Regions from separate parts of the Mus musculus genome. Here region 2 is linked to region 1. The links are chromatin loops, found by intact Hi-C in ENCODE. Cell type or tissue: left cerebral cortex. All regions are shown on one strand.

Region 1 (8,000 bases):
ACGCCCGGATGCGCAGCGGCTTGAATAAATCATTAAGCCCGACACGCGCTCAGGCTAGCGCTGCACACTGCAACTTGCTTCCTGCCATTAACCTACACACCCTCTTTTGTAACAACCTAATCTTGCATACAAAGGAAGAACGCATATAACTCGGACCCGCGCTAGAGCCAAGCCAATCTCACATGCAGCAGAGAAAGAGCATTGGGGCGGGGGGGGGGGTGTCAGGAAATCTATTTGCTTCCCTACCGTTGCCTCCTCCATAACCTGGAATTTCTGCGAGAAATTTGAAAACAGTCATGTCTCGGCCCAAGAGTAGAGGGACGTTCAGAGAGACTTTAAAGCCATAATGAAGGGGAAATGCACGCGGTCATTGGTTTTAGTACGTGGAAAAAAGACTTCTTAGTGGTCTTTTTTTAAATGCTGCATATATTGACGACTCAATCTATGACAATAAAGTCCTAGAGATACTGGCTATTTACTAACATTTCATCATTGCCCACCCCCCCTTTAAGTAAGTGCTTACTAGGTCACATAGCCAAATGACCATGAGGCTGTAGGTGGCTCCACCTGCCTCAGCTTTTGCTCACCTTACCTAGCACCAACTCTCTACCGAGCTCAAAAAGATCAACCTGAAAGGAGCCGGTTGAAAGACAGCCATTGGCATCTCTGAGACCCTTTCTTTAGTATTCATCCTTATTAGAGCTATATTATACTCCACTGCCATCAAATGTGTAACTAACTTCTTTTCCAAACTTGCAGATCTAAAGAGATGAAGTAAGATTTTCAGAGATGATGTTGAAGAGAGTTTGTGTCAACCTTAGAAAGACTCCTACTTGAGAACCCTAAAAAATCTCACAGGAAAGTTATCCGTCCATTTGATCATGAGGCACAATGGTTAAGAAGCAGTCAGGGGCAGAAGAGGATTTGCCCCGTAAGGGGCAGATGAGAAGAGTTAATAAAGAGACAGAAATACATATGGGTGAGGGCAAGTGAGCCTGGAGGGGTAACACCTGAGCAGTAGAGACCAGTAAAAATGGGAAGCCACTGATAGTAACCTCTGAGCCTGCAAGAGGAAAGATTGTTATTGAACATTAAAAAGTTGCATCTGTGGCAGAAACAACAGTTGACAAACTGTGGCCTTGGATCAAGGAGCCTCCACTTCCAGAGCAAGTGAATAAGAGAATATGGATTCCCCCAACCTGTCTCCCTTTCTAACTCTGTACTCTTTTCTGGTGCCTCTCCCTGGGCAAACCTAGCAGGAAAGCCAGAGAGCTCCAGTGATGAACTCTATGGTAGGTAGCTTGCTAAGACATGGGGCAGAAAAAGACAGAGACTAACTCTGAGGATTAAAGGTAACAGAATGCGACAGACACATCAGTAGAACACTGCAGATCACCCGGATTCTTTTCTCTAAACAATTGTTTTCAGGCACTAAAGTGTCGATAATAAACAAGACAGAGAAGGTCCTTGTTCCTGGGCATGGCACTTACTTCTGCATACACGGCAAGTCACAGTGCAATCACGCAAAAAGCAAAAACACAAGGATTTTCACATTCGTGGTTAAATCCTAGGAAGAAACAGAAGGGTAGATAACTGGCAGGTGAAGACTGGATCACGAGGACTGCTTCTTGGGGGGTCATCCAAGCTGGAGTTTCTAAGAAACTTTGATTCTTCTTTAACTCTTAGATACTGTTCCGTGTGGATAGTTGGTACAAATTCAGTCTAAACAGTGATTTACACAGGTTTGGTTAGTTGTCAGGATACCTAGAGTGGGAAACAAAAATCATGCAGGCATAATATATGTATTGGTCTCGTAATTTCTACCATAAGGCTAGTTATCAGATCCCTGTGTATGGTTTAACGGACTTGCTATGGATACTGAGGAATCAGGTTGTTCCTTCCCTGGGCTCTAATGCCCCTGTGGTAAGGTAGAGTAGGAAAGGATGCTTCTGCCTCCTATGCTGTAAGTCAGCCCTACTCGCCTTTGAAATTCGGGGGAGAAGACTGCAAAATAGCTTTTTTTCCCCATTGCCTGATGGGTCTACCTGGACCATTCTCCATTCATAGGCTCCTACTTGCAATGTTAAAAGACTGAATTTGAGAGGGAAGGCATGTGGCCTAGTAGCTCTCCATCCCAGGCTCAGAGGAGGAGCTATGCAGCCAGCTCCAGTGCTAGCTAATGCTCCTCCTCTCTCCCTCCCGCCCTCCCCTTTTTCTTTCCTTCCCTCCTTTCTCATCCACTTCACGCCCCAGCTCCCCTCCTCTATTTCAGGCAGATTTTCAGCCTTAACTAGTGGTCTTGATCTCCAGGCTGTTTAGAGAATAGGTAAGATCTCTCAGTCAATAACACAAACCAAGTCTTCCCCAGAGTGCCCCCCCCAGGCTTAAAATGGGGCGGAGGGCGCACGATTGCTGGCCGCTGGGGTCTACATTTTGTATTTCGCTGACAGACCTAAGCCCGCCGCGCAGCCAATGGGCAGCGGTGATTTATGGAGCTGACTAATGCTGACTGAATGCGGCCTGTCAGAGCTCTGTGAATGGCTTCCCTTCGCTGCACAAGCCCCGGCTTTGTGTTGCTAAGCGATTAGAGCAGATGTAATGAGATTTTGCCCATTCCTAGCTTAGGCAAAATTGTGTGTGTGTGTGTGTGTGTGTGTGTGTGTGTGTGTGTGTGTGTGTGTGTGTGTGTTTTGTGAATTTTTGGAGTTTGCCTTCACATTGTGGCAAACAATCCACTAACTTTACCCAGAGTTTAACTGAGTCTTGATATTTCCCATTCAGAAACGGGTAAAAGAACACCTGTCCTTACAGGCAAAAGAAGAAGGAGGAGAAAAAAATCCCTTTTGTAGGGGTTGAAACATTATCCTAATGTTATATTCATAGCCATAAATGACTTGCAACACTTTCTTTGCATACCTTAGGCAGCTAAATCAAACGGAACAGGAACGGGAACAGGGGCAGGGGGGGGGGGTGGGGGCGCCTAGCTCTGGTCTTTCAAATAAGATAAAAAACAAAAGCCACTACTACAGAAGCCCTGCTTCCCCCAAGTAAGCTCTAAATTGGCCCACTGCTGGCAGAAAGTCCGATTATTTATGGCGATGGGGAATTTACTGATTTTTTCCCCTTAATTACGCCCATCTTTATGAAAAGGACTGAAGCCTCCATGTGCATTCTATAGAGGGTCATTTAGCAAAATGACATCAGACGCCATGGCATGCTGCACGCATAGCGGCTTTTTTCTTAAAGGTTATTCTGTGCCACTAAATGGTATAGATATACCAACACAGACTAGATTTTTAACTCTGGAAGACGTGCCTGCTCCTGGCTCTTTGTTGGGTTTTGTAAGATGCATTTTGCGCCTGGCTTTCCGCTTGGCTGGAGACACGCAAACTGAATCTACAAGTGATGCAGGCAGCGAGCAAGGAGCCTGCGAGAGGCAGAGTAGGATTCTAATCACGTCCTTCCTAACTGACAAGAAGCAAGCCAGCCAAAAAACCCACCAATTTCTTTTTGAATCTTGGTAATTGGGTACTTTTACACGCTGCTCACGCTATTGGGATGGAGTCACCGGCTTAGATAGGCCAGTGTCTCAAAGCGACCACACATTTGTACTACATTTACATATTAAAGTCTAATTCCTTCTGCAAGGAATTTGTATCCTATGCACCTTTTGCTTTAAATTGGGATGGAAAGTGTGTGGTGTGTGTGTGTGTGTGTGTGTGTGTGTGTGTATATATATATATATATATATATATATATATATATATAGAGAGAGAGAGAGAGAGAGAGAGAGAGAGAGAGAGAGTGAGAGAGAGAGAGAGAGAGAGAGAGAGAGAAAGTAAGTGCTTGGAACCCCATCCCTGAAGTTTGTTTGTAGAGAGGGAGACATAATCCAAGCAACAGCTTTCAGCACCTTCCAGGGACCCAGGCTTAGACTAACTCAGATCTCCTAGCATTCGGTTCCCATCTCCTTACAAATATATCCTCAAATGAGCTGAGTGGAAATGAGATGAAAAGCATCTCTTCCCAGGCTACTGTTTGGAGATTTGTTAAAAATGCATAGTGTATGGTGAGATGATGTAGCCACATATTACCATGTATTTCCCTAGGAGCTGTGGACATGTATGGGGAATGGAAGAGAAGGGCCCCCTCCCACCCCCCACTTGCTCCCACAATCCTCGTAAAGATACTGCAGCAGTAGGACCAGCTGAAGCACTTATCTCTCTCAGTTCTGCCACTGTACACCCTTGGCACCACCCTCCCCTTTGGGTATTTTGATAGCTTAGCCAGCAGCAGCAGCAGCAGCAGCAGCAGCAGCAGCAGCAACAACAACAACAACAACAGAGCCAAAGAAGACATAGAGGCAGCTGATCATTCTCTCTCTCTCTTCTTTTTATATAAAAAAGGAAAAAGTTTTATTACAAAACTAGTTTGTATAAAACAGGGTTATACACTTTTTTTTGTAAGTTTGTAATAAAACAGTAAGGGGTGGGTGTGAGGGGGAAGGCAATGGTAGAAACTTCCAAAAGGCAACCTATGGGAACCAACGGGCTGCCACTTTGCGTTTGGACAGTAGCTGCATAAACTTTTGTTCTTCTTGAACAGTTTTTTTTAATAACATCATTAATACATTAACCACGTTTCTGTGAAGTAAGACACATTGGTGCTGAAGTCATTCTGGTGGCATTTAGATCTCACCTATGAGGAGAGTTCTTTCCAAAACCACACTGGGGATGGGGGTGGGGATGGCAGTTGTAAGATGAACTACATATCTAAAGTACGCAGAGGTAATCTCATTACATGTTAAAGTATCAAGATATACACATTTTTAAACCATTTGTACAAAACTTCTATAAATTTTTTCTCTCTCTTTTTCTTATGTACAAAAATATCTTAATATATCCCCAAACTGGTTAGGATAGATACAAATAGATTTTTTTCTTATAATAAAAAAATTCACAAAGATTGGAAGCATTCTATGAAGAAAACAGAAGCAAAGACCGTGGGAGGGCGATGTGGGGTTTGGGGAGGAGGCCACCAGGAGAGGGAAAGGCTGTCCGAGAACTGACGTTGCTTCAATGGAGGCAAATGTCCATAGATCGCTGGAATGGGGGTGACTGAGGAAAGACATCAACCCAGTTTCAGGGGGCTAAGACAGCTCTGACAGAGAGTGGGAGGTGAAGGCACTTGCACATGCGCGCTTCCAGCCCTGCCTGTTAGTGGTTGGGAGTTAATATAGTGTCTGTCTGTGTGTGTGTGTGTGTGTGTGACGCTCTTGCTCCAGGAAAGGAACCCATCTGTGATTCGGGCTTAGGTTCAGACACCAGTCACTCTTCTCGTGTCTGGAAATGATGTTGGAATGCAGAGACACTGTTGGAGCCCACCCCTGTTTGCTGAGAACATTGCATCTTAGTGAAGGTGCCCCTGTAGGTTGGCTGTCTGGTTTGTTTGTTTCATTTCTTCTTCTTTTTTCCCCTTGTTTTTCTGCCTCCCCATTTGACGTCGTTGGCGAGAAACACTAAAGATGCAGGATCTGCTGCCATCCTGTAACAGAAACAAGAGAGGTTAGTGTGAACTTGAAGGGGTGTGGTAGAAGCTATTCAGGCTTGGAGAATCTGTCAGGTAAAACATCTCTTTGGACAAAGTCCCAGGACTCAATACGCAGGGTCTCTATGCCTCACCTCGACCTTCTGCTCTTGGAAACTTGGGCAAAGCCACTCTCAGGGGCCAAGACTGAAGTTAACACACTAGCACTTGAGATGGACAAACTAACAACATAGTAACCTCCTCTCACCCCTGGGTTCCTGGAGACAGCCCCTACCTTCCGTGAACTCCCCCCTCCACACCGAAAAAGAAAAAGGGACCTAGTCAAGAAAGGCTCTGCCCATCCCCACATGAAGCGTACCTGCTTCCAAAGTCCATTCCCAGGAGAGCCTGGCAGGTCCTCAGAACCAGTTGGTAAAGTCCAGCAGCTCTTGTTCCTCTGGGCTAAGAGGGTCGTAGGATCCCTCGTCGGAGGAGTAGGACGAGACCGGAGAACCCGCCATAGAGTTCAAGTCGTTGGAGTAGTTGGGGGAGATGGTGGGCGACAGGACGCCCGCCTGAAAGGCAGCGCTCACCGCGTCGTGCTCGTCCAGCAGCTGCTGCAGCGCGCGGATGTACTCGACCGCCGAGCGCAGCGTCTCCACCTTGCTCATCTTCTTGTTGGCCGCGCCGTTGGGGACATGCTCCCGGAGGGTGGCAAAACCCAGGTTGACCAACTTGACCCGGTTGCGCTCGCGCTCGTTGCGGCGCGCCACGGCGGCCGGCTGCTGCTGTGGCAGGCTGTAGCCGAAGCCGCTGAAGTTGAGCCGGCGTTTGCAGCGCATCAGTTCCGGAGAGGACGAGCGCTGGCGCTTGACCTGCTTGGCCGCTGACTTGTGACCGCCCCCTGAGGGCTGGCTGTCGGCCACCGGGCTCAGCTGCGGCGCCTGCTGCGGCGGCGCCTGCGGCTGTTGCTGCTGCGCGCTCTGAGCTGCCGCGGCCGCCGCCGCTGCCGCCGCCGCCGCGGTCGCAAAGAAGCAGGCTGCGGGAGGCAGGAAGGGCTGCGGGGGCTGCGGCTGCTGGCCGGCTCCACTCTCCATCTTGCCAGAGCTCTCCATGCCGGGCCAAACTGTCGCGGGGGAGAACGAGTTGGGGACGCAGGGTGCGCAGAGCCCTTGAAGGAAGCGGGGCTGCGAAGCACGATCAAAGGGGGACGAAGAAAAAGGAGAGGGGAGAAACGAGCCCCGGAGGAAAGTTAAAGGGGAAGAAACGCGCAGAAGGAGGCAGAGTTGTCAGGCTGCAGCGGAGGAAGGTGCCTGGGCGATCGTCTTCCCTCTGCGCCGCCTCCTCCCTCCCCTCCTCCCGCCGCGGTTGGCTTCGGGAGCCTCGCGTGGCGCTCGCGTGTGCGGCCGCCGCCGGCGCCTTCTCGGTTTTAAAAGAGGAAAGGGAAAAGGAAAGCAGCCGCAAAAGTCAGTGCCGAGCGCACTCTGCCAGGTGGAGCTGCTCCGGGGCTGCGCTTTCTTGCGCCCGCTCTCCCTTGCTCCAGCCTGGGCTTGAGCCTGCTTCTGGGATTATTTGGTTGAACCCCCTTTCTTTCTAATTGCTCTCTCGTTCCCCCCAATTCGCCCTCCCTAACCGGCTCCCAGCCGGTACGCCTTCCACGTTCCCTGGCCAGAAGTGAGAGACTGCTGGGCGGCTGCGGTGCGGCCGCCTTTTCAATGGGACACCCAGCCCCACGCGCAGCCCTGGCCCCGCCTCGCCCCCCACTCCCCGCTGCTGCAGCGAGCGGCTGCAGCCCCCACTACCCCTCCTCTTCCCCCACCTCCTCAGCTCCCTCCCTCTCGCCCCCCCCCCCTCCAGTTGCCCGCGCCCGCTCCTTGCAAACTCTCCATTCAGCCTGGTTTGTTGTTGCAGTGCGTGCGCCCGGCGCGTGCCGGACTCCCGGCTGAATAAACAGGCCGCGCGCTCGGGGCGGTGGCTCCGGGAGCCAGGGGGTGGCTCTAGAAATGGGGGCCTTTTTAAAAAAGGGGGGGGGCAAATAACTCCTGGACTTGGGGTGCCTAGGTGGAAAGTCTGGAGGGAAAAGTGTCTTTGGAGTCTCCTGAGAACTTGGAAGAAAATTCAGGGAAGGGTTTAGGCAGAAAAAGTGGCAAAGGGAACTCTTGGAAGTGGAGGGCTGGGCTTCTGCTTCCCCCCTTTCTTCTCTCCGCAGTAACTCCGGAGGATTCTTTGTGACCCTAAAAAATAAAATGTTTGCCATTAGGTTTAGGAAGGTAGGAGGGGAGAGCGTTTGCACACTAGTGGTCTCTCTGTATGAGAACTTGAGTCCTCTCACTAGCTTTGTGGTCTCAGTAAGTTCTACCCTGTCTGAGCAGCCTTTCCCTCTGCAGCCATATGGGGTTGCCACTGCTGTTCCATTCAGCTTCAAGGATTGGATGTGCTGGGCACAACTCGCTAAGGGTGGGAAGGATAGGGAG
Region 2 (8,000 bases), 380 kb before region 1:
TAATTAATCTGTCTCTTGCGGAAGCACTTGCGTATTTCCTGTGCATCCCTCGGTTGCACAGTTGGCTTTGGAACCACGCTGAAGCAAGGCTGTGGGGGTTTCCCCACGTTTTTCAAATTTTACTTACTTCTCTCACTGCTACTGCCTCTGGTTGGTTCTATCTATCATATCCATTCAGTCAATTTTGTTCTCTGGAGTGTTTTAAAGTTTACACTTACTTGGTCCTGTTTGCCTTTTGAAGGCCCCCTTAATTCACTTTTATGATCTCTTCCGCGGTCTCTGGTTCTCACTCATCACAAGGCCCTGTGGGTTCCCCTCTCTGCTATGACGCTACAGCAGGAAAGGGAGGCTAAAGCAGACACTGAGTAGCAACAAAGAGCAGAGTGCAAGAGGCCCAAACTGGAAGTTATCATCTGTTCTGTGAGCAATTCACAAGAAACTGGCTTCAATGACCGGAAGTGGCAGATCATGCGAACTGATCTTCAAGCCTCCGTGGAAGGAGACTTCCTACATGCTGCCTGCTTTTGTCTGTGCTCAAGGCTTAGCTAGGGACACATACATAACAATCTTCGCTAGCAGCATAGAACCAATGTGCTTAAGATGTTAGTGAGAAATCCGTAGAAACTGGAAAATATTTTCAAATATATGTGGATAATTAAATGGTCGTGGCAGGAAGGACTGTGCACAAGGCCAGTGCAGCTGCCTTAACATTTCTTTGGGTTTGAAAAAAACACTTCTATAATATATTGTATATATTATATATTACAATATTAAATTAAACTAGTAAAATATGTATCATATTTCATATGTATTTTATGCAATATTATATAACATATATGTGCGTTTTGAGTGTGAAGCGCTCCCTTATTATGCTCACCTGATTGAACATCACTGGGTCCCCAGTTGGTGGTGCTGTTCTGAGCAATGGCGGATAGCAGGGAGAAGAGGCTGGGCAGAGGGAAAGGCTGCTGATTAGATCTTAGGGATTCTAGGTTCCTGCTTCCAGCCTGTTATCTCCCCCCAGGCTTCCTGACTCTTACATAGGCACACATCTTAACCAGTGTCCTCATCTACTGTTGCCCAGGGGCGCCTCTTGCCTCATGCATTCTCAAGGATCATGGAGTGATGTTTTCTCAAACCTGTGGACCAAAATAAGTCCTCCTGTAAGTTACTTCTTGTCAATTATTTGGTCACAGTGATGAGAAAGGCAAACCCAAGGTATATAAATAATATTTTAATATAATATGTAATTCATAATTATGGACAATTTTATAGTAAGCTTTTCTTATACAAACTTAATTTAATGGCAGGAGACTCTTTGTATAAAGTTCTTACATAAGATACACGATTACAAGTTAACGTAAGGATTTGAGCATCATTTGATGAGATACGACAAAGTATCCGTCAGAGGGGAATCTGGAGTGGAGACGACCAGAGGGTGATCTTTAGTTTACAGTCTCTAAGAAGGTCAAAGGTCAGGATGGAACAGTCACGTTAAAAAAAAACAAAAAAACACCTGGAAAAACATATTGCCAAGGGACTGGCATTTATTCTGAGCAGATTGGAGGAGTTTGGAAGTGTACTCTGGAGGATTCTGGGTAGGGAACATCTGAAGAGTTGATGTCACTGAGGTCTTTGCCACTGTCAATACCATGGTCCACAGTGCTTAGCCACATTATGAAGCAGCTTTGGAAGGTTAAGGGCTTGTCTTTTCCAAGCTTTCCCCAAGCCACTGCTCATGTGTCCCATGTCCTGGCTGTTTTTAGTTCAAGTATCCCACACACCTTCTGCAGTAAGACCAGCATGAACATGATTCTTCTAAGTTGTGCTTTTCATGAAAATTCCCCCCATTTTTTTTCTTTAAAACTTAATGATCAGCCAGTGTCTCCCAACTCAACTCCTAACTTCTTTTTGGTTCCTTGCCACACAAAGCATGACACAGTAGCACTCTGCTGTCACCCACAAACGACACCCTTAAGAACTGCGCATGCTTAAAGGCTTATGCTTGAAGTGAGTTTATGGTTAGCGTTGGGTCACTGGCCAATTCATGCATCCCCTCCAGCTGTTATCCACCCTGACGGTCTCTCTCCTGCAAGTGCTGCCACCTCTCCAGCTTGCCTGTGGTCTCTGAATGGACCGGCTCCTTCCTGCCATGTGCGTAGCTCCCTGCCTAGCTTCATATTCCCATTCAAAGAAATTTACGTCTTTTACCCAAGTGGACAGTGACTTTTATTTTAGGAAGTCACATAGGTTGTTTATCTTTTCTTAACGATTGTGATTCAACCTCTTTATTCTGTTTCCACAATGGGCTCAGACTGATAGAAGCACATAGAGAAATAACTCCCTATGTAGATATAAACAAGATACGCAATATGGAGGTACAAAGTATTAACCAAATATTATACTAAAATGAGCTTCCATAACCATTTCATTATTTTTTAAATACAAATTTAAATTATTTTGATAATTTCATATGTGACTACCACCTCCATCGCTCCCCCATGACCCTTAACTCCTCTTGTGTGCCTCACACTTCCTCTCAAATTCATGACCTCTTCTTCTTTAATTATTTAATTATTCTCTCTCTCTCCCTCCCCTTCCTCCTCCCTCTCCCCTTCCTCCCTCTCCCCTTCCTCCCTCCCCCTCCCCTCCCCACCCCCCGCATGCTTATTCGTGCATAAATACAATCCGTGAGCCTGTTTAGTGTTGCTCATAGGTATATGTGTTTAGAGGTTATCACTTAGCATTAGAATAACCCATCAGTGGCCTTGTCCCTGGAAAAGACTGGCTCTCCTCTCTTGGCAGTTATCTGTGACTCTTCATCTAGGGGTGGCCTTATGTGACTTCCCCTGTTCATCTTGTGTGTCCCTCCAGCCACTTTTAAAGCATTGCTTCTAGCCTGTCCTGAGCTGATTTATATCCATGAGTGCTTCTTGCAGAAAATGCTTTGGTGTGAGTCATCCCCTTTCTGATACAAAGTAGCATCCTGAGATCTGCTGATGGCTGGTTGTCCTGGTGTTTAGTGGTAGACAGGAGTAGGCTGTATGCATCTAACGACAAACAACACAAGCTTGTTGGGGTCTGGATTTCATGGTGTGGCTGTGGAGAGCAAGAGAACCATGCTTAGGGATGAATGGCTCCAAAACCTGTATTTTCCACAGATATAAAGATTACTCTATTAAAAAATAACTATTGAGAAAAACTATTTTCTCAGTCGGTCAAAGGAGTTTTTAGATATATGGTTCTCAAGAATTAGATCTGGGTTGTCACTAATTAACACGATTTTGTGTGAGCGGATAAATAGCTCTTGGTTATAAGACAGAGGAAGCAAGTTGACTTCAAATATCACTGTGAACAAAGCTGAATTAGCTCAGAGTTATACACCTAACTGATGCTCTATTTCAGAATTTGATTCAATGTAGCCCCTGTCACTTGGATATTTATTATGCAATGACACCATTCATTTCTCCATCCAAATAAGTAAGTATTCAAGTATCCACCCATTTATATATTCATTTGTTATCCTCTTTCCCAACAACACCATTGTCAATACCACAATTCCCTTATTCAATATATCTTATGTAGGTTCTATTCAGTACAAAGTTTTCTCCTTATTGGGAGGATTCTAAGAGCAGATAAGGCTATCTTTCTTCTCAAAGTGCTCAAAGCCTGATTTATTTAGTGCTTTTATTTTAACAATAGATTTATTTATTTTTATTTATATGCATTGGTGTTTTGTGTCCATTGCGTGTCTACGCACTGCATGCATGCCTGCTGTATGCTGAGGACAGAAGAGGGTGTTAGATCTCCTAGAACTGAAGCTATGGAATGGCTGTGAGTTGCCATGGGGATTCTGGGAATCGAACCCAAGTCCTCTGGAGAAAGCAGCACTTCTAACTGTTGAGCCATCTCTCCGACTCCTTTTTGTTCTGGTGCTTGGTTTTTGTTTTTTGAAACATGGTTTCACTGCGTTGCCCAGGCTCGTATTGATATTGTGATCACCTTGCCTAATTATCAGCACGGACTGACACCCCAGTGTCTCTGTAAATATGTCTTGGATCATTATGATTAGGACCTTGAGGCAGTTAAAGAAAGATGAGAGTTGAAGGAAAGATTGTGCATGCCCCACACTGGGGAAGTGTGGAGACTAGAGGGGGCGGTGGGGCTTGTGAGAAGGTTGGTTATTGTATTTGGACGGGAGAATGCTGGCCAAGGTTGAGAGAGTGGTTTGGATAAAGGAGTCACCCTTCATGCTGATGAGAGGTGTTGAGAAAGCCTTTGTGATTTCTGAGCAGGGCAAGTGATATGAATTCGGACTCTCCCTTAGAAGGTCGATCCAGGTTGTTTTTGGAAAGTGGAATGAGGGAGACTGAGGAGACAAGAGACACAGCTCCGTCCAAGCTAGTTATTCAGATTTGGGTCACTTCCAACACTCAGACGGTTGCCATAGTGAGGCGAGGGGGCTTTCCAGTTAAAACTACTCAGTCGTGTTCACATTTCAGGGGCAGAAAAGAGAAGTTGCATTTATATTGCTTTCGTTTTTAGTTCACATTCAATGTTGACTTTCTCCTAACTGTTGAGAAGATTAATTTATATACTCAGATTGTTCTTAACCTGGTGCTTTGGTATAGTGGCCTAAAAAGATGTGGGTGGCAGAGTGAAGAGGGGAAGATACAGATGTGTCCAAATTTAAGAGTGGGGGATGGAAGGGTACGGCTCCTTTCTTACTAAAATAATGGAAAACTAAAATGAATCTGCTGTCCTTGTACATAGTAGTTGTAATATCTTTTATGTAACTAGTATGCAAATATATATCTGCCTCAGCGAGACAGACTGCTCTAAAGCATGGTGCTCAGGGAACAGAATGGTAAAGCAGAGGTTTCTGTAATTCTCAGGGTCACCATCTTAAAATTAAACATGATAATGCAAAGTAGGGAATGAAAGATACCTTTAGTGGAGTGCCCAGTGCATAGAGTTGTTAGGTTAGGGCTAACTATCTTTGTGCTCTACAAAGCAGACCCCAAGATCACTGTTACACATAGTCATAAACACAGCGTGTTATATGAGTGAATTCATTCCGATTTCATGGGTAGGATGCACCAGAGATGTGGAGTGCTTTCTTTAGCTTCAGGAGTGTCTTAGGTCCATGAAACCATCATTCCTACAGAGTTTCATTGAAACTTATCCATCGGAGCCTCTCTGTAGCAATGCTGTCTGTCACTAGATTTTTAAACTCACCCCTCCCCCACCCCGGTGTGTGTGTGGAAAGGTGTATTTCCTCATATATGAAACTCTGCCTGTGTTATATGCTACTCACCCCTCCCGACTTCCTGATATACTAAACCTTCTAGTTTATTCAAGATTCTGATATATTCTGAATGTCTTATAAGCTCAACAGGTCAACTTGAAAATCTATCGGAGTCAGAAATACTTTTTAACCATCTCCATTTCTTTTCTACAGAATTCTGTATTAGTTTTTATAACCATACATGCCCCTTAATAAATACAAATTTTAGTTAGAACAGAACAGACATCCAGATGACATTCTAACACACACACACACACACACACACACACACACACACACACACACACACTCACACACACACACACACTCACACACACACTCACACACACATTCACACACACTCACACACACACACACTCACACACACACACACACACACATTCACACACACTCACACACACACACACTCACACACACACACACACACACACACACACACACACACATATACCTTACACACTCAGTTGTACAAAGGCCAAGACATATTCCGAGGAAAAGACCAAGTTGCCCCAGAGATAACCTGTTAAGACATGTGAATACATTGGAGAGAAACCAGAAAGCCTGCACCAGGCAGAGGGGATTTCTCTTCTTGGAAACAGGGAGAAAAGAATAAAATTTGGCACTTTCTCAGCGTGGCAGCTGTGCCTGTCTCCACAAGAAAACACCATCAAGCAATTTGCGAATTCTTGTTATATAATTACTCTTCACTTAAGGTGACTATTGTGTTCTGTCCCTCATTAGGAATATCTTGTGGTTTGATTTTTGGCATATTTAATCCTGTTCAAAACCAAATTAAACTCCTAAAGCATATGCTACCGTAAAGCTTAAATCGCAGGCTTCTGTGATATTTCGCAGAAAGGTTGTCTGGAAAAAGGAAAACTCAAAGCAAAGAGCGAAATCTACTATCTATGCCTATCATGAGTCCGAGGCTGGGGTGATCTTTGGACCATCACTATGTAAGCACAGCAAGGGAGTGCGTGTCACATTCAAGGGAATACAATGACGACATCACCCATGGCCTCCCCTCTTACCAGAGTTGGCTAGATGAAAGCCTTCTTGCTTGCCTAGAAAATCAGACAATAATAGCTCTGGTTAATTCCATGCTGTACAGGAGGTACATCAAAAGTAGGAAATATTGAAGAATAGGCTATCTTGTGGCTCTTTCTCATTGATGGCACATTTGTGGCCTAGATGAGGCTGTCTGAAGTACACTAATTTCAAGGATTTGACCAGAATCTCTAAGAAAAGGTATATTTTTCCAAACATGAGTACTTCAACTAAAAGCTTCAATTTCCCCTTACATTGTTATTTTTACCCCCTTTTGATCTTCATGAAACTTATCTAAGGGTCTTATTAAGCTGTCTAATTCTTTCAACAAAGTAGATTGTTTATTGCCAACTTTGCATTATGATGCTTTGGGCTATACTAGTTCCTAGCCATGTTCTTCTCTGTGTGAGAAGCCAAACACACACAATTTTTATATGCTGCTGTGTGGTTGGGATCACACAAGGATTATTTGGTTTCATTATATTTTGTAGCCACCATTACCTGATCTGCATTATTTCCTATTAGTCCTTGTATATTTGGGTTTAATCTTTGGGTAAGGTTGCCTTTTCCTCGGGTTGTTCAAATAGTTTATTCTAAAACACAATATTAACAGTAATATCTACACATACTCAAACCACTGTGAGTTTTACTTATCATGGTTATTGTCTAACTCCTATTCCAAAGACTGACTAAATGTCTTAACATGTATAAAATGCTTGGCATTGTTTGGGGATTTGCTAAGTGGCTGCTTTTGTCATTCTGTCCTGAAGGTCATGGGGCTGGCTAAGAGAGGATAAGACAAATGTAGCATATTAGACTCTTGAGTTTAGTCTGTATTCTCTGCAAACAACGTGCCCACCCCATGACAAGGAAAGCCAAGTCCACTCTATCCCCAGACACACACTCTGAGATGTCATCTCCTACAGCCTGTGTTGGGTTTGAACTCAGTAGCCAAGAATGATCCTCTTCATTTCTGATTATCTTGTCTCCAACTCCAAGCACCAGGGCCACAGGCTATCTGCTTCCTCCTGTGGAATCTATCACAGGCTTCCTGTTTCCTTATCCTACGGGCTAGGGAAGCTCTCTACCAACTACGATATGTCCTCATCCAAAGTTCTCTTTGGTAGGAAGAATTTATCTCTCTGAAAAGTTATTGCATACAGTCTTTCAGACACACACAGCATATACTTGCATCATAGAAGGACTATTTGGTCCTTATCGTTTGGCTGAATTAAAATGTACTTAGCGTTGAAGCGAGTAAAATTAAATTGAAGTAGTCTCTGGGTTCAGTGGATTTCTAACTGATTCTGCATGATAACATTTTTCTTATGCTCGTCAAAGGTTAAAAATTTGGATTTCCTTAAAATGTTAGCTTGCAGAAAGAATTCTAGAACATGTGCTTTCTCTTGGAGTGTCAGATGGTGTTTTGTTGCCTTGGTAACATGCCCAGATGTGACATACACCTGAGTATAAGTATAGTCTACTTAATTATGCTCAACAAACTCAGAGTACAGTAATTAGTGCTTTTGGCATCAGCTTCCCAGTCTGTGATCAGCCGGGACTATATCGAGGTTTTTATGAGTAATAGTTAAGACTACAAGGGGGCTGCAGCAGGCAGCAATGTGTTCTTAAGTCACTCAATCTT

The links. Peaks named below come from ENCODE experiments on the same cell type or tissue, not always from the same donor. Only the 100,000 strongest peaks of a DNase experiment are listed, where the experiment ranks them.
Region 2: a loop joins it to region 1, with 4 times the contacts of the local background. A loop is called at or near these places in 13 of 42 quality-filtered maps.

What each region holds. Positions count from the first base shown.
Region 1 is chr10:87,486,448-87,494,447 of GRCm38, forward strand. It overlaps Ascl1 (achaete-scute family bHLH transcription factor 1), which reads right to left and starts at 7,213. Exons shown (of 2, transcript NM_008553.5): 1 at 5,906-7,213; 2 at 4,372-5,544. The coding sequence starts at 6,641. The coding sequence ends at 5,946. In left cerebral cortex, no CTCF peak of the experiment used is centred here; DNase peaks (open chromatin) are centred at 2,166, 2,475, 3,432, 5,340 and 5 more places; H3K4me3 peaks cover 3,626 bases; H3K27ac peaks cover 3,188 bases.
Region 2 is chr10:87,103,279-87,111,278 of GRCm38, forward strand. The region is part of intron 2 of 1700113H08Rik (RIKEN cDNA 1700113H08 gene); the gene reads left to right. Among named protein-coding and RNA genes, the nearest start is that of 1700113H08Rik, 49 kb to the left of the region's middle. In left cerebral cortex, no CTCF peak of the experiment used is centred here; DNase peaks (open chromatin) are centred at 4,451, 4,783, 5,039 and 5,953; H3K27ac peaks cover 1,012 bases.